Linked DNA regions of Homo sapiens: regions 1 and 2 are each linked to region 3. A link is a loop called in an ENCODE intact Hi-C map of the cell type or tissue named here. Cell type or tissue: IMR-90. All regions are shown on one strand.

Region 1 (8,000 bases), 70 kb after region 3:
ATTTTTATAAGTTGTCTGATTTTTCTAGGTCATTTTAGCAGGAGCGTTGCCTTTCCACTATCTACTTTGAAATTTAAAAAGTGGAACTCTTTGAGTTTAATTTGCTGTCATAATTTTAACTTCCTAGGGATAGATGCTCATTCCTCTTTTCCCTTATATGAATCCTAGGGTATACATTTCTCTCTAAGTCTGGGTTTACTGTATCCCATAGGTTTTAGTATGTTGTATTTTTATTGTTATTCAGTTAGTTTCTTCTTTCCACTGTGATTTCTTCTTTGACCCATGATTTACTTAGAAGTATATTGCTTAATTTCCAAATATTTGAGGATTTTCTAGTAACTTTGTTATTTATTTCTAGCTTAATGCCACTGTGGGTAGAGAATATCTTCTGTGTGATTCCAGTTTTTTGAAATCTGTTTAAATTTGCTTTGCGGCTTAATGTATGTTCAATATTGGCAAATTTTCATGTGCAGTTAAAAAGAATGTATATTTATTCTTTCACTGCTGGGAGGTCATACTCTAGATATGTTGATTAGATCAACTTTTTAATCATATTGTTCAAATCTTCTAAATGCTTGCTTATTATTTTCTGCTTGTTTTATCAATTACTGAGAGAAATGTATTTAAATCTTCGCCCATTTAATTGTAGATTTGTCTTTCCTTTTAGTTTTGTGAATTTTGCTTTTTATATTTTGAACCTATGAAGTGCATACAAATTGGGAATTGTTGTATATTTGTGGTAGATTGATCCTTTAAACATACATTACTCCTTTTTATCTCTAGTAATGCTTTGTTTTAAAGTCCCCTTAGCTACATCAACCTTTTAAAAATTAATGTTTGAATTAAATTTTTTTTACCCAGTTATTTTAAAGTAATTCTGTATCCTTATATTTAAGTATATATTTAAAGCAGGTTTTGGTTGTCAGTGCTATTGTATCTAATCTAATTACACTTTTATTTTGAGCACTTTCTTCATTTATGCTTAATTTTATAACGTATTTGGGTTTCAGCATTATAACTTACTCTTTATTTTCTACTTGTTTCACCTCTTTTAAGCTCGACTTCCTTTCTTACTCCTTTTTGTATTATTTTTATATTATATTATTATAGCTTTCTTCTTTATTAGTCATTAGTTACATTCTACTGGTGATGAACCTAGAGATTACAGTATGCATTTTTGATTTATTAAAATCTAATATAAATGAATATTTTTACAATTTTCCAGACAATGCAAGGATTTTAGAACATCCTAGCTCCATTTATTCCCTTTGTGTGCTATTATTGTTGCATATTTTAATTACATGCATAATTGTATATGCTTATATTTATTAAGATTTAATATGTAAATAATTTAATTAATAATTTATAATTAAATCATATTATAACAAATAACACATGTATTATGATTTAATATATAAATCATAATACATGTGTTATTTGTTATAATATGATTTAATTATAAATAATATCAAACATATTTATAATCCCCCCAAGACGTTATTATTGATGTTTTCAACAGTGAAAATTTATTTGGATTTACCTGTTTATCTTATTTTTAAATCAAAGTTTTATTTTAAATAGTTTTGAACTTACAGAAAAGTTGAAAAGATAGTACAGAGAGTTCCATGTATATTGGACCCAACTTCCCCCATGGTTAAAAATTTACATTATTATGGCACATTTGTAACAACTAAGAAAACAGCATTGGTGCATAACTCTTAACTAACCTCCGTACTTTCTTTGGATTTCATTAGTTTTCCCTAATGCTCTTTTTCTGCCATATCATATTCAGCCTTTGTGTCTCCTTAGGCTTCTTTGGTCTGTGACAATCTCTGACTTTCTTTGTTTCTCCAAATTCTCAGACCTTGAGAGTTTTGAGGAGTACTGGTGGTTTGTAGAATGTCCCTCAGTTTGGGTTTATCTGATGTTTTTCTCATGGTTGGGGGAAGAAGACCAGAGGTGAAGTGCCAGTCTTATCACATCATATCAAGGTACACGCCATCAACATGACTCATCACTGATTATCCCAGGGCTGAGATAGTGCTGGCGAGGTTTCTCCTCCATAAAGCGAGTGTTTTCCGCCTCTTTGTACTCTATTTTTAGGAAGCAACTCAATGAGCATGGCTTACATTTGAAAGTGGAGAGGAGAGTGAAGTCCACCTCCTGGAGCAGGGAGTAGCTACATAAATTATTTGGAATTCCTTGATTTATTTATTCAATAATTTGTATCAGTATGGCTTCATGGATATGTATTTTACACTTGGGGTTATAATCCAATACTGTAATTTCATGTTGCTGAAATTGTTCCAGATTTAGCTGTTGAGAGCTCTTGCGGGTTGGCTCTTGAGTCATGTCCCTATGGTTTTGCTTTTTTTGAGCACTTCCTTATTTTCTGGTACTACAGGATGAGCTTCAGGCCCAGCCTTAGAATCAGCCATTTCTCCAAAGATCCCTGCGTGCTTTTACCAGAAACCAAGATTAGGGCACTGGGCATCCTCACTGTTGCTAGAACATCATCGCTCCTAGGCCCTCTCAGTAGACAGAGCTAGGAAGTATATGTACATATGTAATAACCCACATATATATTTATATACATACATGTCTGCAATTATTTCTGTCTCTCTCCATCTGTATCTATTTTAAGCTACTCATGAGTTCATACTGCTGTCTGCACTAATCTACAACCACATGCTTCATTCCAGCCTTCCCCACATGCGTCTCTGCAACCTCTAGCTCTAACAGTGGGAAACCTGGCTTCCACCCCCTCTCTCTGTTTCATTTACTCATTTGTTCATTCCCATCATATATGTGCAGCAGGTTCAGAATTGTTAACCTATATCCCTGTGAGGAACAGCTTCACTAGTAAAGTTTCTTATTTCTGCGCAGTTCCTTTTGTCATTAATCTTGCAGTTTCCAATCAAAACACCATTTTCCAAACATTTTGATATTTCTTTGTCATAAATATTTTGCATTAATTTTGATTTTTAAAATATTGCAATTATAGATTATTTATGACAAGTATTAAGTTTTTTTTGAGCCCCCTTGCATTTTGCACCCAGAGGGAGTCCCTCACTGGACTTTATCTTAGTCTTGCCTTTCCAGGGGCAGATCTCCATAATCCAATCAGAGATTGAAATGATTTAATATTGGAAGCTAGATTTGGCTAGAGTTGGTCTAGTTCTGGTCCACTCGTTGTATCAAATACCTCTTACATTCTTTCTCAGATCCTATGAGTTTCGCCTGTCTTTAGGGCTATTGGTTACCTGTTCAGCCCTGGCCAACACAAGGGTTACTGACTCTGAAAAAGGCATTCAAGTCAGCATTATTCTAACACATGAGTCTGCTGTGAAGTGTCTCTGGCTTCCCCTACAGCTTTTACACCCAGATGTAAAGGGTGTGGGATATGTCTGTCTTGGCACTGCTAAAGGGATTGGCGTATAATATGGAAATGTAGGAGTTAACCCTCTATGGAGTGAACTTTTACTCTAGGGGACAAGAGATGCAAGGCACTGGCAGGAAAATTCTCAACCTGCATACCCTTGGAAGGACTGTTCAGAGACACATAGCATTTCCCATGAAATGGAGCAGTCAGCTGTGATTGTTGTAAAGCTCAGTGATCCACTTCCTTATATATGTTCATCCTACTCTGCTTCACTCACCTTTCTTCCTCACTCCAGCTTCCCTGCAATTGTATTTCCTAGGAAGCATGCAAGCTTTTTCTTTGGGCTCTGCATTCTAGGAAACCTGGGCCAAGATTCTCTTATTCCTATGCTGTAGATATTCGAGATCCCAGCTTAAAACCTGAGCTGCTTATCATAGCCTCTCCTGATTGGCAAATCTTGAATTCTAATTTTTGTACCTGCACCCAGGTGAGAGATGGCCAAAAGTTCTTCTCAGCTTCTCAGCTGGACCTTTCTGACCAGCTTTTCAACCAAAAAGTTTGAAATGGCAAATATCCCAAGGAGAAGGACTGCTGAAAATTGGGCTTCCTTGGCTGGGCGTGGTGGCTCACGCCTATAATCCCAGCACTTTGGGAGGCCAAGACCAGGAGTTCAAGACCAGCCTGGCTAACATGGTGAAACCCCATCTCTACTAAAAATAAGAAAACTAGCAGGGCATGGTGGTGGGCACCTGTAATCTCAACTACTCAGGAGGCTGAGGCAGGAGAATCGCTTGAACCCGGGAGGTGGAAGTTGCAGTGAGCTGAGATTACGCCATTGCACTCCAGCCTGGGCAACAAGAGTGAAACTCTGTCTTAAGAGAAAAAAAAAGAAAGAAAGAAAGAAGGAAAGAAAGAAAGAAGAGAAAATTGGGCTTCCTTCTCCCCTAGATCTTGCTTCTGGAGGTCTGTCATTACTCTTCAATGCCATCACACAGATTAAATGACATATTTTTGTCCTTTTCTAGTTATTTTCAGCTAAAGGCTTGGCCTGGAAAAAAGCTAGCTCCCCATTCTAGGAAGCAGAACTCTCAACCCTTGGTTTTAACAGGAAACCACAGGGTAATGCTGGAGAAACTGCTGTTTTCTTGTAGACTCTTGCAGGCCCCAGACCCAACAGAGAACAAAATGGGGCCTGTCCCGTTGTGTGCCTGTCTTCTTCTTTCTGTTTTTTCTCAGTGTCTTCATTTTCTAACAGCTCTACGTGTTTGGATGTTTTGGTAGGTGGTAGCTTGAGCACATTTTTTCCTTGCCTTATGCAAGCAGGTCTTTCAGCTGGAGAATTTTTATACGTGTTGGAAAAATATGGGCAGAGTTAGTTGTGAGGACAATTGCAAAGGAGATGGAAGCTGGGGGGTAGGTGTGAAAGGAGCTTTCTGTGCTGTCTCCCATCCTATTGTTCGGGAACCTGTCCACAATTCTAGTGTCTGCCTCTGGCCCCTTTCTATAAATGTTGACTCCATTTCTCACTGTCATGAGGATTCAGGTATTATGTGCACCAGCTATTACATAGTATCGCCCTCTGGTGGTACAGAACTGTTAGCCCCTGTATTAAAGGGGTCCAGAACGTTGCTATTACATGCTCTTTGTCAACAAGGGAGGAGACAGAACAATAGTTTTTTAAAAAGGACTACCAAATCTCACATTTTATAAGAATGAATCTTTCTCCATTGATCTGCTGCCCTAATGACCTGGGAAAGAGGTGAATTGCCCTTGTTAAAACTGTTTCTGATTTATGAGTCAATAGGTAACAGGCAAGAGGCCACTGTAGCTTCTCAGATTTTTAAAAATACTTTGGGGCTGACTTTAGGTTGAGAAGATTATTTGCCTAATTTTAGAATGGCTCTTGTATTATTCAGAGTAGGCCAACTGCTGCCACAAATAAGTTATGCATTTCGATGCTTTGCAAAATAAAGTTTATGTCTTGCTCATGCAGTGACCCATCATAGGTCTTCCTGGTTAGGTAACTCTCCTATGTTGCTCTCCTCCATGTGATGTCATAGGGACACAAGCTCCTCCTAGCTAATGGCTCCACTCTTCTTAAGGCTTCAGAGAATTTTCTATTTACTCAGTAGATTGAAAAAGGCAATCAGGGGTTGTACAAGGGAGTGTTTATGGGCCAGACTTGGAATTTGCATCCATCACGTCTGCCCACTTTGGGCATTCTATTGGCCAGAATTCAGTCTTATGGTTGTGCCTACGTGAAGGGGAGGCTGGGAAGTGTAGTCTAGCTGGTTGCCCAGGAGGAAGATGTAGTTTGTAAACAACTATTAAGTCTCTGCCACAGGTGTCATTTGTGTGGGTGCATTTCTGCCTCGTGAAGTAAAGTAAAAGGAATGTCTCAGCTTCTGTCAGAGCCCTTGAACCTTCTTGGCCTTTTCATCTCCAAGTCTACTTAATTCTGGAGTTGACAGCAGCACTGGATACAGTTTTTCAGCCTCTTGAGATTAGAGGAAGATACCTTTCAATTAAAACATGGGAATATTTTTCTGGTCCTGGGGAAGGTGTACAGCCAACATTATTTTTAAGTAAGATTTTTTTTTTAATTGAAGCATGACATAATACAGAAAAATACAAAAAAAAAGTAAGTGTCCAGCCCAATGAACTTTCACCAGGTCAGTATAGCCAGGTAACTCTCATCCAGGTCGAGAAATGGAACATTACCACTGTCTCCAAAGCTGCCAGCAAGGAAGGGCAGGTAGAGGGGTTCTCGGTGATCAGAGGAATTCAAGGGGTGCTCAGTTGCTGGCCCATTATTTTGGGCTATAATGCCTCTTTTTAAAAATGTTAGCACCAAAGTTGAAGCGAGGATGAAGAGGCCTGGGTTATGCCCTCCCCGATCCCAGCCATGGGAATTATCTTTGGCAGGGTACCTTCTTAGAGTCTCTGCTTCTCCATCTGTGCAATGGGAAGGTTGGACTAACAAGCCATTAAGGTTTCTCAAGCTGGAGCAATGTGGTTTCAGGACTTGCCCCAAGTCTCACAGGACGAGGTGCAGTGGGGAACTGCACGATGGATCTGGAAGCAATCACTGGTAGAGAGAGATGGCCTAGCCCCAGGTGGTTCCCGGGCCTGCTGGAGCCCACTCCACTGAGTTCTCCAGACTGGAGTCAGGGGAGTCGGTGACCATGGCTCTGCCACAAACAGTTTCCACCCAACTGGTGGTCAGCCTTTTTGGACTAGTCCAGGTTTTTGTGTGCTCTGAGAGGCTGCCAGAACTTGTAAGGTCAGGGAGGTATAGACATGGCCAAGGGCTAAGAATTTCAGAATATGGACTGAAACAGACTCAGGGGCCAACTCTGGCTTTACCACAGATGGTCTGTGTCATAGTGGACAAGTCATTCTACCTCTCTGAGACGCAATCTCCTCGTATGAAATTCAATGGAGATAGTTGCCTCCTTCATAAGTTGTTGTGTGGATGAAATGCCCTAATCCATGACACCTAAATGCCAGTAAGACTAAATTGTGAGTGTTGCTCTTCCATGCTTGTCCTCCAACAATGATGCTGTAAAGCTCCCCAGGCTGCCCATGGCTGGGGCTCCAGAACCTGGAGCCTGGAATAGGGATCTAGGGGAAAACAGGTTTGCTCTGCACCTAAATCCAGACTAGACCCATTTATTTTCTCTCACCCTCTTTACCCCCTCTCCCCTCATACTGGAACAATTCATTTGTCACAATTGCCCTAGTCGAGTCATTATCTCTAAAATTCAGAATAATCCACTGGGAATTTAATCAGATCAAATAATAACCATCCAATATAATTATAATTAAAAGGAATGCTTAGAACATGTAGTACGCTTTTTCTCCTAAATTCTCTGGAAAGCAATGGGAAGATCAGGCTTCAGAGTCCTACAAACTTGGGCTCAAGTAATGGCTCCACTACCAACTGGATGATCCTGAGCAAATGACTTAATCTCTCTGGACTCAAATGAAAAATGGGGCTGCAAGGTCTTCTAATTCTCACTTCTACTCTCCTTCCTTGGGCAGCCTGGAAAGCTTTCCAGACTCCCTTGCAGCTAGGGCTCTGGCTGGAAATAAATTCCACTAGTCATGGTTCTTGTGAGAGGTCTATAAGGCAGAACTGAGGGACACCTTCTTCCTCCCTCTGAGGTTGCTGGTAAACTTGGTTGTGGTGAGTTTAGAGGCAGCCAAGGAAGATGGTCACTAGCTTCAAGGGTGGGAGAAGTAGTCGTGACAGTAGCTCTGGTGGCAGCTACAGCAGCTTCCTGATAGCTCAGCTGTGTGATGTGTCCACATATCCAACTGCTCATTGTCACCCCCCTGCACATGCTCCTCCAGCCCTAACCACAATCTTATAAACATTTGATTCCCTCTATGAAAATCCTCTTTTGCTTGAAATACTTAGAGTGACTTCTGTTTCTTACACTGAACTTGACCAACACGGGGTGATAATACTGCTAATTTTTCAGGATCATGAGGATTAGGCAAGCTATTAAATGTAAAATACCTGTTGCAGAAGGAGCGCTCAGTCAATAGTAGTCACTAATCATTACAAGAAGACTAACTGTGTACAGAACCAGTCCTGTAAATTGCATCTTGC
Region 2 (8,000 bases), 200 kb after region 3:
TGAGTGCTGGGAAAAAAGATGCCTGTGGGTGGAGTCTACAAAGGTGACCTCTCCACATCTGCCCGCAGACTACCCCTTTTTCTTCTGCACCACCCTTTTCCGTACCCTCAGTGCTTGGCAGTGCCTAGCTTTTTCCAGGTGCCTGTTTGCATGAGCACTGGGAGTGCCCAGGGCCAGGATGCTCAGTGTCAGTCCCTCTTCTTGACTTCATCATCATCACCATCATCATTCATATCCTTTGAGTATAGTTGACGCTCAAGGGATATTTGTGGAGGGAATGGATTTGTGCATGGGCACCAGGTGTTCATGCCTGCATGGGTGCTGACATGCATGGATACATGCGTGCACATACATAGCTCTTCCTCACCTTAAGGGGAGAAGAGAAGGGCATGGGGTGTTGGATTGCACCACTTCTCCAGGATTACTCCACCTCCTATAACCTGAGAGTTGGCCCACAAGTTGGCACCAGCAGCCCCAGGCCCTCTGTGATGGGTGCTCAGCACTTGGCTAGAAGAGGGCTTGCTGGGTGGGTGTTCATTCACCCATTCTGTGGTTGTGTGACTTTAGGAGATAAAAGTGGAGTGGGATGGGAAATGGAGGCACCGTAATCTGTGGAGGAGAGGTCCCTAATTACCCCTGCTGCTGGTGGGCGTCAGGCAAGGGCAGATAGAAACCCTGGCCACGCCTTTGCTGCTGCGGATCACTCCCATGGCCACAGTTAGTTGTCACCAAGCTGTGCCAAAGCCCTGGCCACATGATACTCTTTCTGCTCCCTCAGACGCCTCCAGCCTCTTCTCTGGACACTGAGGGAGAGAGAAGTGGGGAGTTGTCACGGTGACAATACCAGCTCTCAAAACCACAAGCTGCTCACCGCAACACCTGCTACCACCCAGAGAGGTGTCCTGGAGTGGGATCTGGGAGGTGGCTCTCTTAGGGTTTGGCACAGGGTGGGGTGAGAGTGCTGGGAACCTAGCAGGACCAGATTTTCTGCTAATTTGAGGGCTACGCAGAAAACTTTGTTTAGAAAAGCAGGAATCTTTCTAGAACATCCCAGTCTTCCTTCTTTCTGGCTTTAACAAATATGTCCCAGGTGCCTGTTTGCATGAGCACCAGGAGTGCCAGTGTCAGTCCTGCTTGACTTCCTGACTCCATCATCAGCATCACCATTCAGATTTGTATAAAACCATTTGTAAACTAGTTTTGTGAGGGAGACACTCAGCTAAGCCCTCAGTATGTGGATTATATTAAATCCAGACACAAACCTGTGACTGGTGTATTTTGTCTGCCTTTAAAATATGGGGAGACTGAGGCTTGAGGAAGTTAAGACTCATGTCCAAGGTCATAGGGCCAGCAGGCAGCAGAGCCCGGGATGGAACTCAGGGCTCTCTGGCTTCAGTGCCCATGATCTTCACCATTCACCATCCTCCTTCTGCCCCATTATGTAAACACCTGCTCTGTGGCCAGCTCCAGCAAGGTGCTGGGGCCGTGGGGATGGAAGCCGTAGTCCCACTCTGTGAGGGAGGGCAGTCCTCAGCTGTGGAGGTGGGTAGGGCTCTGTGGGGAAGGTGGAGAAGGTCTGTGCTTGTCTGCGGGTTGGCTGCTCTTGTGGGGAAGGGCCCTGACTATGGGCACACAGGGGACATTGCTGTGTTTGGAGCTGGTCTCTGTTCCTGTTATCTTGGTGAGAATTGGGAGGTCTGGGTTCCCTCTGCTACCTGGAAAAAATCCCTTTTTGAGCCTCATCTTCTGAATGTCAAAAAGAGATGATGAGGGTGGGAGGTGGAGGGGTATAAAGGCATCCTCCAGGGACTTGGAGACCAGCTAGAGATCTCCAGGATCCTGGGAGCAGCACTGCCTTCAGCTGAGATCTTGGGGAGGCAGCTCCATGTGTGATATTAAACTATCTGCTCTCCAATCTGTTTTCCCTACCCACACAGGGGGTCGAGTTTATGAGGGGCCCAGAGAACTAAATGGGCAGTTTCTCTAAGCAGTGGAGGGAACATTCGGTTTGGTGTGGCATTCATGGTTCTAGAGTTTGTGGGCTGTCCTGAGCTTCTTGTCTCTATGTTCCTGCAGAACTCAGCATGACCTTGGCACCAAGAGACCCTAGGTAGCATATGTTTATAGATTCAGAAGTTGTTCATTCAGTTCTTTTATTCATTCATTGCCATGCTGTTTAATCAACTTTTTCTGGGTAAAAGATCACTTAAATTCCCCACCTAAAACCCTTCAAAAGTTTTTCATTACACTTAGAATACCTCTGTGTCTTCATTTTAAGTGTGATTAACAAGGCTCTGGATTACCTGACCCCTGCTGACCTGGGAGGGAGGTGGTATCTCAGCCTCATCTCCAGGTCCTCCCCCTTTGCCCTCTGAGCTCCAGCACACTGGCCTTCTCTGCGTTTTTCACACTCCCCGGGGCTTTGCACTCGTGCTTCCTCCTGCCTGGAGTGCTCCCTGTATTGCTCCTTCTCAGTCTCCAGGTCTGGCCTCAGAAGCCCTCCTGATCCTGGCCAAAGCCACCCTTCTGGCCCCAGCAGTCACCCCCATCGCATCACACTGCCTCCACTAGCAAGTCAGCTGGGAGCAGTTTATATATTTGTTTACCTGTTCCTTGTCTGCCTCTTCTACTAAACTGAGAATTCCACATGGTGGCAGTACCTTGTTTAGCTTATTACCTCATGTTCCCAATGTCTAGAACAACTTTTGCCACGTAAGAGGTGCTCAGTATGTTTTGTCGTTGAATGTGGACATGGATCTAACGTGTTTTAAATGATAAAGTGACTGCCCTGCCATGACATATGGAAGCTGGGAAGCTCCAGTCAAATCTGTCTGAAGGGGAGAATGAAGCCTGTGTGAGTGATTTGCTCCACATTTGTGAAGCTATGTGCTTCTAAGTGGGGTGTGTCCAAAGTGAACATGGGGCATGAGGATGTTTTCTGACTTGGTGGACAGAATATGGAAGACCTGACTTCCATAGGGTGATTTTGTGTCAAGCATGCACCCATGGGAGTCTCTGAATCATATTGTGTGTGCTCAGAGGAACCCTCTGCACTTGCCAGAGTAAATATGTCTTTTCATTGTGAAAAACAGCCATGCAAGCAGCTTCTCACAATGTAGGAAAAGACATGAACAGGGTTTCCAGTCCACATCAGAATGCTCACCAGGGCCAGGGAAGAGGAGGGCCTCCTCAGAGTGAGAGGGCACAGAGCAGTGGCTGAGTGCGGGGCACACCTGGGTCACAGCATCAGCAGCAAGAGGCCTGGAACTGGCTTTAAGGAAAGCCACTTGTGAGCGCACCTCCATCATTCCCAGGAAGCACCCTGAGGTATACTTGGGGTGGGGGAGTGTGAGGAGCTCTGGCCCCATTCTAAGTCCTCAGCAGCCCTCTGAGTTGCTCCCCAGCACTCTAAGTCCTGGCTCTTCCCCGTGAGCACTGGTGGTGGGTCAGCTGAGGGCTGGTGGGAAAAGACTCCACTCCTGCCATCAGAGAGGTGGTGGTTGGCCTGGGGACAGGAGGAAAACAGGAGCATGCCAAGGAGCCAGTGAACGAGATGCAGCTCTGCTTACACATGGCCATGCACTCACCTGACACCCGCCAGCCACTGATGCGCCTCCCAGGGGCCGGGGTCACCATGTGAGGTGCTGGGAAACTGGAGAAAACTTCATGGAGCTGCTGTCATGGAGCTCACATTCCCATGAGAAAACAGACCCCAGTCACATAAATACACACTTCTGATCACAGCAGGTGGCAGCAAGTGCTAAATGTACAGGGTGACATTGTGGGGAAAATCAGGAGAGACCTACCGCAGCTGGGGTGGCAGGGAAGAACTCTGAGATGACTTGAAGCTGAGACCTTGAAGGATGAGAAGGAGCCAGCCATGGGGTAAGCTAGAGGGAGAGCATTCCAGGCCGGGCACTAGCAGGTGCAGACTCTGGAGCAGGAACGAGCTTCTAGTGTGGGAAGAACTGTGGAGGACCAGTGGGTATTAAGAAAGCCTTGCCTTGAATCCCAGCACTTTGGGAGGCTGAGGTGGGCAGATCACCTGAGGTCAGGAGTTCAAGACCAGCCTGGCCAACATAGTGAAAACCCGTCTGTACTAAAAATACAAAAATTAGCCCGGCATCGTAGTGGGCGCCTGTAATCTCAGCTAGTTGGGAGGCTGAGGCATGAGAATCACTTGAACCTGGGAGGTGGAAGTTGCAGTGAGCTGAGATCGCGCCACTGCACTCCAGCCTGGGTGACGGAGTGAGACTCCATCTCCAAAAAAAAAAAAAAAAAAATAGCTTTCAGGAGCACAGGAGCAGGATGCAGAGACAATTTTGAACAGACTATGCATAGCCACATAACATGGACAAGAACAAGTGTCTGCTGAGCACTTACCATGTGCCTAGCGCTGTGCAGATGTTGCACACAGCGTCTCATTTCCTCCTCACACCAACTCCACAAGGTGTGTGCTGTTACACTCCTTATTGTGCTGAGGGCAATGGAAGCTCAGACAGGTGGAGTCAGTTGCTAGAGGCCATTGAGTGGTGGCATCGAGTTTGGAACATAAGTTTGATTCAAGAGGCCAAGTTCATAACCACTAGGCGATTCTGTCTCCGATTCTGTCTCCCCGTATATAGGGCAATACAAACTGCCACACACCTGCTCAATGGAATGGGACGGAAGAGGGTGATACCAAAGAAAATTGCAGTGAGGACCTTGGGCTGTTGGAGGGATTGTGTAGAAAGCTGTGTGGACAATCACACGAACAAAAGTCATCATTGAAGCCACATCCCACCCTCAGGAGTTTGCTCTCTCAGGAGGCGGCATCCAGCAGAGCTAGCGGCCTTAGCTGTCCAGAGGTGGAGAACAACGCCACCTGTTGGTTGAATAAGATATGGCCGCACAACAACTTGGCATTGATCTGTCACCCATGAAGTGTTTATTAATCATCCATTGGGTACAGGACCCACAGCACTGGGCTGTATGTATAAGACTGTGGGAAGAGAAGTGGGATGAGAGGTGAGGGGAATGCAGGAGAACTTGGAAGCACAGCTCTGCCGCGCAGAACCGAAAGGTGTGAGTTGGAGCCTGGGCCGCCCATTTCTGTCCTTTCTTGTGGGTGCCTAAAGATCTGTGAAAATAAACTGAAGGAGAGCGGAAGAAGTGAGGGACCTGGATTGGCCTGAGAAGCTTAGAGAGGCTCCATCAAAGAGGCAAAACCTGAGCAAGCAAGGACTTGGAAAAGCAAAATGGTATTTCTGCACACCTGTGAAATGATGTATGTACAAGCTATTTGCTGCAATGTTATTTGAAATATAAAAGTTGGGAATGGCCCATGTGTCCATCAGTAGAGGTGTGGGAGAATAAAGTATGTAAAAAATGAGCAGGCTCTTTATGCGTTGATATGGAAAAGTCTCCAAGGTGTATTGAAAAAGCAACAACACAGCCAGTTTCTCTCCACCTCAATTCCAAAGAGGTGGCTTTTGCTGCTTATTTTACAGGGGGAGAGGTCACAGTGTAGTTGGTAAGGTCCCCTGATCTTCTGCCTATACCCTGCCTCCATTATCTGCCACTGTCTCAGGCCTAGCCTGGTCTGTCCATATGAGCAGCTATGGCACTGCACTTTGGGTGCAGAGAATGGGGTTGGGACCATGCCTCAGTTTCCATGAAACTCAGCTTCCTGTCATGACATAAAGCATGATGGGGGGAGCCTCCTTGGCTATTGCCCCTGCTCCCCAGCTCTTATAACTAGGCTGCGTTTACCTATTTGTGAAATGAGAGGGTTGGGCAAGGTGACCTGCTGGAGGCCTTCCAGAATTTGGTCTCTACAGCCTTCGTGTTGAACACTTTGGAAAGCTTATGACACTTCTCAGAGAATGGGGTCCAATGATATTCTGGTGGGTGTGGCCTCCCCCTCTTTCTGTTACAGTAAGAATGACCTCCCTCTGAGCCTTAGCTAGAGACAGTGTGGCTTCATGGAGAGAGTATTAGACAGGGGGCTGGGGAGGGAGGGCGTTCTAGGCTGTGACTTTGCCCCTTCAGGACCTCAGTGTCTTCATCTGAGTCACTAGGAGGTGGGTGGACAGGGCCCTCCCCAGCCTTGCCTTTGTAAGAGGCATCCTTGGTTCTATGGTGGCAGGTGCAGAGGCCAAGTCCTCTAGCTCAGCTGATCCCGGTCAGTCTCTCTCCCCTTAGCCTCGAGATGAGTTTGCTAACACATCTGGTGAGAATGAGTTGGAACTCTGTATCTGTGCAAGTGTCCTGCCGATTACTCAGTAAGTGCTCCATAAAGGGAGGATAGGAGATGCAGCAAGGATGGGCTGCAATTGAAACTTTAACATTATCTCCAGGGATTTAGTGTATAAATAAAAATAACAGGCTGGAGAGAAGCCAGGTATCATACATCTCTGTTTCTAGACCACACCATATTATATTATGAATTAATATTTTTTAAGAGCCTGACAAAATCTCAGAGATCCTGTGGCAAAATCTCATTAGTTTTGCAGGAGTTCAAATCATTTATTTATTTCATGTAGACCAGAGATGTGACATTTTGCTTTGGCATTTTGTCCTCTTGAGGACCTCAGCAGATGGGCATGGCTGTTGTCTGAGGGCCATTGATGGGCTCTCTCCCAACCAGTGGGCCCAGCTGCTGGGGAGCTTCTAGAAGTTGATATGCAGCTATGATCCCAGATGGGACTTGGGCTAAACTTCCTCACCTGGCACAGCACTGAAAAGGAGTGATGGAGGAGGAAGTGAAGGTGTCCCATGAACTTTTAGGTAACGTCTTTATTTGGAGCATTTCCAAGCCCTGCATTCACTCTGGAAATCATTTGCCACTTCCAGGGAGCTGTTTGAGCAGCCACGAGGTGGAGCTCAATGCCTGCCTCCCAAGGGCTCCTCTTCATTCCCGGAAGCCTTTTCCAGACGGGGAGGGTTGGGAGGTGGGTGCAAAAGACTTGGAAAGAAAAGTGCCCAGAGGGCAGCTCACCACCCTCCCTCGCCCCTGTTCCTTGATGGGGATTGTAGAATCTCTGCCTTGAAGGGAAATCTCTTCTTGACACTCAAACCAGACCCCTTCTGCCCTGCCAAGTTAGCAGGGGTTTCCTTTCTTCTTTCTGTCCTTCCTTCCGTAAACTGAAGCTTGAAGTGGGTGCCTCATTCTCAGAGCCGATCTGGGGCAGTGTCCAGCTCCCAAGTCTACAATTTCTCCTAGTGTGAGTTTCTCTTTGTGTTGAGGTGGCTTTGGTATTTTCCTCAATGGATTGCTGCATTGCATGATTCCACGAGGCAGTTTTGTTTTTTTTTTTTTTTTTTTTTTTTTGGCAAATGTTGCTCCCTGAAGTCGTGTAAATATGGCAGTCAGTTATTGTATCCCACCAAATGGAGAACTCTGTACTTAGCAGATACTCTAAATATGTAAAGAAAGAAAATTATTGCTATTAAAAAAGACCTGCTTCCTTTTAAAAAAGAAGTATAAGCACAGGAATAAAAATCAGACATATCAAAAGAAGTATAATTAAAAGAAAGGCCAAGTGCAGTGGCTCACGCCTGTAGTCCCAACACTTTGGGAGCCCAAGGTGAGAGGACTGCTTGAGCCCAGGAGTTCCAGAAAAGAAAGTCTCCCTCTGCTGACTTCAGCTGTCTTCCCTGGAGGCAACCAGTTACTCGGGGGCTCCTCCAGAAATATATGTGCTAGAATGTGCACAGAATTGTGGGTGCTTTTTAAATTCTTAATTTATTTATTTTTGAGGCAGAGTCTCACTTTGTCACCCAGGCCGGAGTGCAATGGCGTGATCTTGGCTCACTGCAACCACTGCCTCCCGGGTTCAAGCCTGTAATCCAGCTACTCCTGCCTCAGCCTCCCAAGTAGCTGGATTACAGGTGCCCGCCACCATACCCAGTTAATTGTTGTATTTTTAGTAGAGATGGGGTTTCACTATGTTGGCCAGGCTGGTTTCAAACTCATGACCTCAGTTGATCCACCTGTCTCAGCCTCCCAAAGTGCTGGG
Region 3 (8,000 bases):
AGTCAACTTGCAGGCTTTGATTTTTATTCTTGTGACATTTACCATTTTGTCTACCTTCAAGGGATTTCTCTTGAAAACCCAGAGAACAGTATTGATATATGTAGAGGACTGCCTTTATTTTTTCCCCTCAACATATGGGCCGATCTCTATCAATATTTTTCCAGGCCCATCTCTTACTCTAGCCTATCTTATTTTTATGGTTTAATTTTTTTTTTTTTTTTTTTTTTTTTTTTTTTTTTTTTTACAGATAGGATCTTGCTGTTGCCTAGGCTGGAGTGCAGTGGCACAATCATAGCTCACTGCAGCTTCGAACTCCTGGGCTCAAGCAATCCTCCTGCCTCAGCCTCCTGAGTAGCTGAGACTACAGGCACGTGTCACCAAGCCCAGCTAAGTTTTTTATTTTTTGTAGAGATGAGGTCTCACTATCTTGCCCAGGTTGGTCTCCAACTCCTGGCCTCACTCAATCCTCCTGCCTCAGCCTCCCAAAACGCTGGAGTTACAGGTGTGAGCCACTGCACCTGGCCTTTGTATTTTAGTATAAAATGTGCTTTGGATAGAATCCTTGCTTTTTCTAGCTTGTGGCCTTTTTTTTTTTAAGTATCTGTATAAGGCAGTTGGAAAACAAGTTCAAGCTGGACACTCTTGAGTCCAGTCCTCATGTTTTCAGCCCACTGTTGCACCCAGTTCGTGTGGGTCAGGCCTGGGCCCATGGAATGAGTGTATCTCCCAGTAAGGAAGTCTGCTATCTGACAAAAACAGCAGAAGCTGAGAGCTCAAGGGATACAAAATAGATTGCAGTTGAGGGTTAGGAAGGAGGCTGCATCTGTGTGCCTATTTCCCCTGGCAAGCCTCTACATCGAAGAGCAGCAGAGCAGCCCTGTCGTGCCATTGAGCTGACAGTGCCACATATGCAAAGATAAAGCCATAGAGGCAGGACACTTGAGGGGCACCTCTCAGTCTGCCCTGAACCATCTGCCATCTTGAACAGGGAGACACCATGGCTCTGGGGCAGTTTTCCTCCATAAGAACTCACTTGGAGATATTGCCCTTCTGTTTAATACCATCCTCTAGCCAAATAATTCAAGAAGGTGGCATTCAGTCATATACTGTTTTCAGTTCTAAAGAAAAGTTGAAGTGATGGTAGTAAATTGTGGACTAAAGACAGCTTAATAGCATACTGATGTGGCCTGTCTTCTCTTTCAAGCTTTGTCATTTCTAATTAAGGTTTAAATGGAGAAACTATCATTTTGTAGTTACCTGAGATTTTTCAGTTCTAAAGTAAAAACAAAAAAACAAACAAAAACCAACACGTTTAAAAATCCCTCCCCAAGTAACCAGCAGTCAGTTTGATCATTATGGAAGAGAATTCAGATGGCAATGTATTTGCAATTGAGGAGAGAGTAGCCAATCACACTTAATGAAACAGACCGTTTACACTTGGAATGGCCTGGAGTAAGTTGATATTCAGCGTCTACACTCAAATATCAATCTTGGATTTGGAAATTTGGCTTGACCACTGTAAAGTCTGGGAAGATGAAATGCCTAAATTCTGGGTTCCATAACTTTTCATCTGACAGCTGGTGGTGCCGAACCCCGTCCCCAATTACCTAGGTCATCTTTAAGGTCAATGTCAGCATTGGTAGGATTGATTATGGCCTCCACCTCAAAGCCGGCTAAATTACTGATTTCACTGTGAATAAGGTTCAGCTGCAAAGAAAAGCATGAGGTGGGAAATAACAGGAGAGCTGGGAAGTCTCAGAGAAGGAGCCTTGGGATACAGGTAAAGGACAGTGGACACTCCAAGTGCACGAGGCACAAAAGGGAAGCAGGGAGTTGCTGGCTCAAATGAACCCATTTCAAACATAAGACTCAAATGCTGCTCGGGATGCGGGAGCAAGCAAACTAGGATGAATGTTCAGAGCCCGTGGGTGGCACCTGGGACAAAAGGAAGCACAAGCCACAGTGGACGAGGAGATCAGCTTTCCTTTAAAGGGACTTGTGATCTGGGGGCCAAAGTAAGGCAGCTATCAGGACCTAGAATGAGTACTCATTGCTGAGGGTTGGGGGCTGGTGGATGTGACTGTCCTCATCCTTGAGCACTAGGCTGGTGCTAACATCCTACCTGGCTTGGGCAAACCCCTAAGGGCTCTGCCATTGTCTTCCAAGTGACTATGGGCCTTTAAGGCTGTCCCCATCACTGTGACTGCTGGCTGGCTTCCCTGCCCTGCTCAGGGTGGCAAGAAGTGAGAATAGTCTCTTGCTTAGTAACATTTAATTTACGTGCCCATTAGTCATGTAATGCTGAAGTTCCATGGTGAAACCCAGGGGAGGAAGGTTCTCCAGCAAGACAATGTGTCTTTTAAATGGTTTTCACCTTGTTGGTCAGGTTGCTCTGAGACTCAATGGGTGGCTTATTGAGCATTTTCCTTAAGTGTTATATCCACCCAGTGAATTTGTTCTTTCTGAAGAGCCACTGAATGGGTGTCCCCCAGCCACTGTTATTCTGTTACAATGGCAACCCTGGCATCTGAGTATTCGAAGAATACTGAGTTCGAAATTCTGTCAGAGGGGCAAGGGGAATTAATGGGCCTAGGACTGCTGTCCCAGGTCCTACTATTCCCCTTGCTTTTCTTTAGGTATTGCAGGAAAGCTTGCTCTTGCACATGCTCTCACAATGACATTGCTCACTCTTCAGTAACATAAATTCCTAACACCTGCAGACAAGTGCAATGCCTGAGTAGCCCTAGCAGAGCTGGTGCTCAAGACTATGACCTAGGCCAGAATAGTGGCTGCAGTCTGCAGGGTTTACCAGGGCATGAGGCTTTGTCCAGGAGCTCACCCAGGAGAGGGCTGTGCACAAGACACTTGGCAGGGAAGCTCCTGGCAACAGAGCAAGTTGCTGCATTTCTAGGGCCAAACATTTTGTTGAAAACAAAACCAAACAACCTGGCACTCCAGAAGTATCGGAAATATAAACCCACATTTTTGATTCCCAGAAACAGTCAGATTCTCAAAGAGGGATGTGCTTACACTAAGAGTCATCCTCTGGGAGGAAACAGTTGTGGAATTAAGTTTTGTCAAACAGCCAAGGAAGAATTCTGGCCAGGGCAGTGGACTTCATTTTTGGTTAAAGACTCAGAGAAGAGGACCAAGTATTATTCATATGGACTTTCTGGGTTATTGCTCCTCGCACTATAGAGTGATTTAGAGGCCACCCACACCCTTGAAGCTGAAGGAAGCCATGGGGGTGATCTCACAAAGCGAAGCTCTCAGCAGCTCAGAGCCCTGGCACCAGGACAGAGGCACAGAAAAGAGACAGCATGGGGGCTGGGGCCTGACTGCTGCCACTGGGGAGTAGGGGTGTGGGTGGGCACAGAGTCGGGGGCCTTAGGGTAAGGCAAGTGAACTCTCAGGATTTAGAACAAGGCAAAGGATTTTACTCTATTATTTAGTTCTGCATTTGGCTCCAAGCAAATGCTATTTACAAAAACTCAAATTAAGCCAATACTCCCCACCACACACCACCAAAACACACCCCACACAGTGTGAAGAGGCAGGAGGTTGGTGAGGAAGGCAGGCAAAGGAGAAAAAGACTCGATCTACTCAGTGTAATGTGGATGTGTATGCTTTTAAGGCACCTATAAATTCCTATGTTTAAAACAATACATGTTCAATCCTTAAAATTCACGCAATTTTTTCCAATTGTATAGATGCTTCTGGTGTTATATTCAGAAATGTTTCATTGGAAAAGAAGCTATTTTGGCGGGCTCTGCTTCAGCTAGCCAGGAAGACCCCCTCAGTGGCCTGTATCTGACTCTCTTCGCGGGAGAACCACCTGCTCTGTCTAGGGGAATGGGATTCTCTGGGGGAAACTTGGATTTGCTGAAGGAAGGGAGCAGTTGCGAACAGAACTCAAGCTCATGGAGAATTCTCAGCTTCCTTTGGACTCACTACCTTCCCTTCTGACCAGAGGCATCCCCACTCTTGGAAGTGCAGACTACAGTACCTCAGGGAGCCACTACTACTCAGCATTGAGGATTTCCTGCCAACCAAGTGCTGTTTCACTCTTCACATCTGTGGATGAGGCTAGAGCTGTGATTTTCCAACTATGCTCTGCTATGCACTGGGGCTCAGCAGAAGTCCTCAGGGTATGCAGCTGAGCCACAAAAGTTTTTTTGCTGTAAAATGTGTACAAATATGTATTTTTAAACAATCTTGACTAGAAAGTGTGTGCTTGGGATGTGTGCATCAGGGGAAGAGAATGGGAAGGGGAGAAGACAAATTAATTCAAGTACTTTGGAAGGACAAATGGGTAATCAGCTTGGCAGGTGGGCCAGTGGGCAGAAGCTGACAGTGAGATGATCATGAACGAAGACAGTAGCTCCACTATACAGAAGAAAGCCCATGAGCATAGCGTGCAAATGGACCAGGTACACATGTGTCTGGACAGGCTCCCACTGTCCAGTCACAAATGAATAAGCGAGATAGAGCCAAGACAGAGGTCCAGTCCTAGGAGGCCCCAGGGTCCCCTCCCACCAGCCAGGGTCAGATCCAGTGGGGTTTATCAGCCAGAGGGGTGTGTGTCCATCTGAAGTACATGGCAGAGAAGTGGTCCTTGTGGGTTAGGAAATCAGATTTCTGGGAACTGTAAAAATTCCCAAAATTAGTCTGATTTTCTGGGAGGAATAAGGATCATTAATGGTTTCAGAATTTGAATAAGGTGACTGCTTCTTTGTACCGTCGTTAGGAAAGATGGAAAACTAAGTTTTAAACCACAGCATGAGGAATTTAAAGCAGCTATGAAGACTGTTAGCCACTGAGGAAAGTAATCATAGGGCACTGCCAGTTATAGAGCAGAAGGGGGTCCCCGCGTGGCTGCACAGTTGGCAGAAAGGGTCGTAGCCAAGGGACCTTCAAGATCCCTTCCAGCACTGGGATCCGATAATCCTAACCTCACTGGCTCTGCTGGGCCAGCTTCTGATACAAGCAGTACCCGAGTCTTCCCTGTGGTGAGGATGTCCGTGGAAACCCTTGTTCTTTACTCATGGTATATGCTCATCAGAGTATAATCTCTTTGAAGGCAGGAGTGGGTGTGGCCCCCTAACCCTGAGTGCTGCACAGTGCCTAAGCCAGTGCTGGGGTTCCCCTGGGCATGTAGAGTTAGAACTGAACATCAAACATCCTTAGATATAACTCATAAAATGACTGCCCCTGCTTGCTTTCCTTTAAGGCATTGTTAATGGAAATGCCAGAGCTCAGAAATTGAGCCCTGGGCCTGGCTTGTATCTGAGGTGGCTCAGAGCCAAGCTGTCCTCGCCTGGATGGGAGGCTGGCCCCCACCATTTAGGGCAGGGCAGGAGGCGGTCTGTCGATGATGACAGGGAAGGAGTGTCTGGATGGACATGCAGACTGCCTGACCTGACCTACTTGGCTACAGGAAATAGTACATTCCTTCTTGGTTCTTTTAAAAAAATATGATTAGAAACCCAATTTTAGTTAATGAAAGTGGCTGTTAAAGATAGTGCCTGAGTAGTATGTTAAATCTAGCCTGTAACTGTCAGATTTTGGTGTCTCTCATTTTCTCATAACAGATAAGGAAGGAAGCCTGGCTGACCACCTAAAATGCAGTTATTTTCCTGTCCCCAAAGTTCACTTCAACGAGGGGAATGGGAAGGGCAATGTCTTCCATAGGACCCTTTCCAGTCTCCTCCTGAGAGCTGTGTCTTCCCTGGGGCACACTCCAGGGCTGGCTCCTGCCCTCACAGCTGTGCTGTGTGGCTCTCCCTGCATGCATGCATGCCCAAGCTGGATTTCTCCAGAGGCCTTGGGCCGGGCAGAATCTAGTGTGTCCAGCTAGAAAGAGCCCCACAAAGATAAGGACATGGATAGATACTGCTGGATGTCCAGATGGTCGATAGCTGAGCCATTCCTTCATGGCTTTGTCAGTTTCCTAAACTGTCTCAGAAGCCAGTCCTCAGCCATAGTGGGGGGAAGGGGTGAATGGTTTTTCTCCTCACTGATGCTTCAACTTCAAGAGCTCCCTTTCTCCTCACAGTTCTTCCAGCTCCCGGGAGAAGGGTATGTGGATCAAAGGGAGAAAACCCATGGTACGTTATGCCCGCCTTGAATGGCTTGCGAGCTGGGGTTGCCATCTTGATCATTTGGGAGGTAAGGAGACTCATCACAGCCTCAGACTGCCTTCCTAACTCCTTCAAATAATACTGACTCTGACAAGGAAACTTAAATCATTTACCATTTACCATTAAGTCAGTGTTACCACTGACACATTAGACACATTAGAAATGTTTTTTCTGAAAATTTTAAAACCTCTGAAAAAAGGCTGCAAATCTTGGCTGAACACAAAGCAAAAGCATTTAGTTGACTCAGATTCACAGCACTGATTTCTTTTTTAAAACAATTCAACAATGTGTGTGAACATTGGGCAAAATCAGAGAGTAATGGCTATGATGACTCCTGAGACTTCAGTATGTGAAATACATCATTAACATCAATGGTCAGGCTCCTAAGCCTGGGCCATGCTTCCTGAGTAGCTTAGCAACCATGCCTTACAGGGCTGTAGCATGCACAATATCACCTTTCTCCACCCCAGCTTGCTTGCAATCTTCAAGCACTGGTTTCAGTGTCACAGATAGAAAAATGAGATTCATAGGACACAGGGTACCATATAGTCACCATTCTAAAGTACCCCTTTTGAAACATTTCCTAAAATCCAAGTCAAAATTAATGTCTATAATATTTTAAATGTGCTTTTTGTAAAAACTGTGTGTTAGTTTCATGATTTTTGCCTTTTTTACACTATATGCCATGATTTTCACCTGACAGTAATAGCCAATAAAAAGCCAGAAAGTAATGCTTCAAAATAATGCTCTAATGTATCAATGCTCACTCCGTCTCATGCTGCAGGGGTGTAGGATTCCAGAAAGGGCAGTTGGAACCCTAGTTTCTAACACTGGTGCTTAGGCTGACTTAAGATGCTGCTTTATTTTGGAAACATGGAGTTTATTCTGCTAAACAGTGTCTGCAGCACTAGATTTTTGGGTACCTCTTCCTGGATATGTGACTCTTGGATCATAAAGTCACAAGCACATTAAACAGGAAGGGCAGTTTCTTGGTAGCCTGGTGTTTTGTTTTCACCACTAAAAAGGGGGTGATATGGGAAAGAAGGCTAGGTGGTCTGTCTGGGTCTACATTCAGCCCCTCTTATGGCTGACCATTTTATACTGGGTGGCAGCTTAACCATTCCTTTCAAATTTTCCTTCCAAAAGTCAAGATAAGCACATTAATTTCACTGTTAAGCTAAGTTCACTGCTTTCATTCTCCATTTTTAAAAATAACATTAAATGATATGTTTGTAATTTATTATAGAGTATCAATACTTTTCTATGGCTTTTTGTATCCTCACCCTACCAACTCTGAGTAGGGAACAGTCATTATTAGCCAAAATTTTACTCTACTGTACTTTATTTTTATTCGTGTGATGCCTGGCCCTGAGACCAGATGTATCTGAAAAGGAAGAGTTGAGTTGCTGAGAGCTGACATGTTCCTGGCTCTTGGGAGAAGCTAGCAAGATGTCTGTGGTGTTTGCCCCCTCCCCTCCAGGGCTAACAAACAGAGCCCAGAGGAGGCCGTGATCCCATTTCTTTCAGAAGATCACAGCAACAAGAAGGGCATCTGCATTTTGCATGGACATTTTTACAGCCATATTTGCTGCTACTTTGGAAATATTTTAGTTCATCCAGCAAGGGAGGTATGAGGAATTCTGATCTGAGGCTGCCTTTGGAGTGGCTGGCAGGAGGTAACAAGAACATAGGCAGGGGAGAGGCCAGGGTGGGAGTGCCTAAGGGCAGAGTGGGGAAAAGAGGGAGAAGGTGACCCCAAGGGCTGAACTGCTCTGTATTTCAAATGGAAGTAATGTGGATGGGTCACGTTAACTTTCAATACATTACCCAAGGAATATGTTACAGGGGTGAAAGTAGACC

The links. Hi-C counts contacts between places; a loop is a spot of excess contacts. Peaks named below come from ENCODE experiments on the same cell type or tissue, not always from the same donor. Only the 100,000 strongest peaks of a DNase experiment are listed, where the experiment ranks them.
Region 1: a loop joins it to region 3, with 4 times the contacts of the local background. A loop is called at or near these places in 16 of 110 quality-filtered maps.
Region 2: it touches region 3 in a loop (5-fold over the local background); 2 of 110 quality-filtered maps call a loop at or near these places.

Annotation. Positions count from the first base shown.
Region 1 is chr5:135,421,325-135,429,324 of GRCh38, forward strand. No RefSeq gene overlaps it. Among named protein-coding and RNA genes, the nearest start is that of DCANP1, 22 kb to the right of the region's middle. RefSeq lists an enhancer at 4,834-4,883. In IMR-90, a CTCF peak has its summit at 4,962 (motif pointing left); a DNase peak (open chromatin) is centred at 4,967.
Region 2 is chr5:135,547,167-135,555,166 of GRCh38, forward strand. No RefSeq gene overlaps it. Among named protein-coding and RNA genes, the nearest start is that of NEUROG1, 15 kb to the left of the region's middle. In IMR-90, CTCF peaks have their summits at 4,868 (motif pointing left) and 6,861 (motif pointing right); a DNase peak (open chromatin) is centred at 4,835; H3K4me3 peaks cover 285 bases; H3K27me3 peaks cover 4,471 bases.
Region 3 is chr5:135,351,339-135,359,338 of GRCh38, forward strand. MACROH2A1 (macroH2A.1 histone) reads right to left here. Exons shown (of 9, transcript NM_138610.3): 6 at 1,608-1,707. Among named protein-coding and RNA genes, the nearest start is that of MACROH2A1, 44 kb to the right of the region's middle. In IMR-90, no CTCF peak of the experiment used is centred here; DNase peaks (open chromatin) are centred at 3,093 and 5,363; H3K27ac peaks cover 1,777 bases.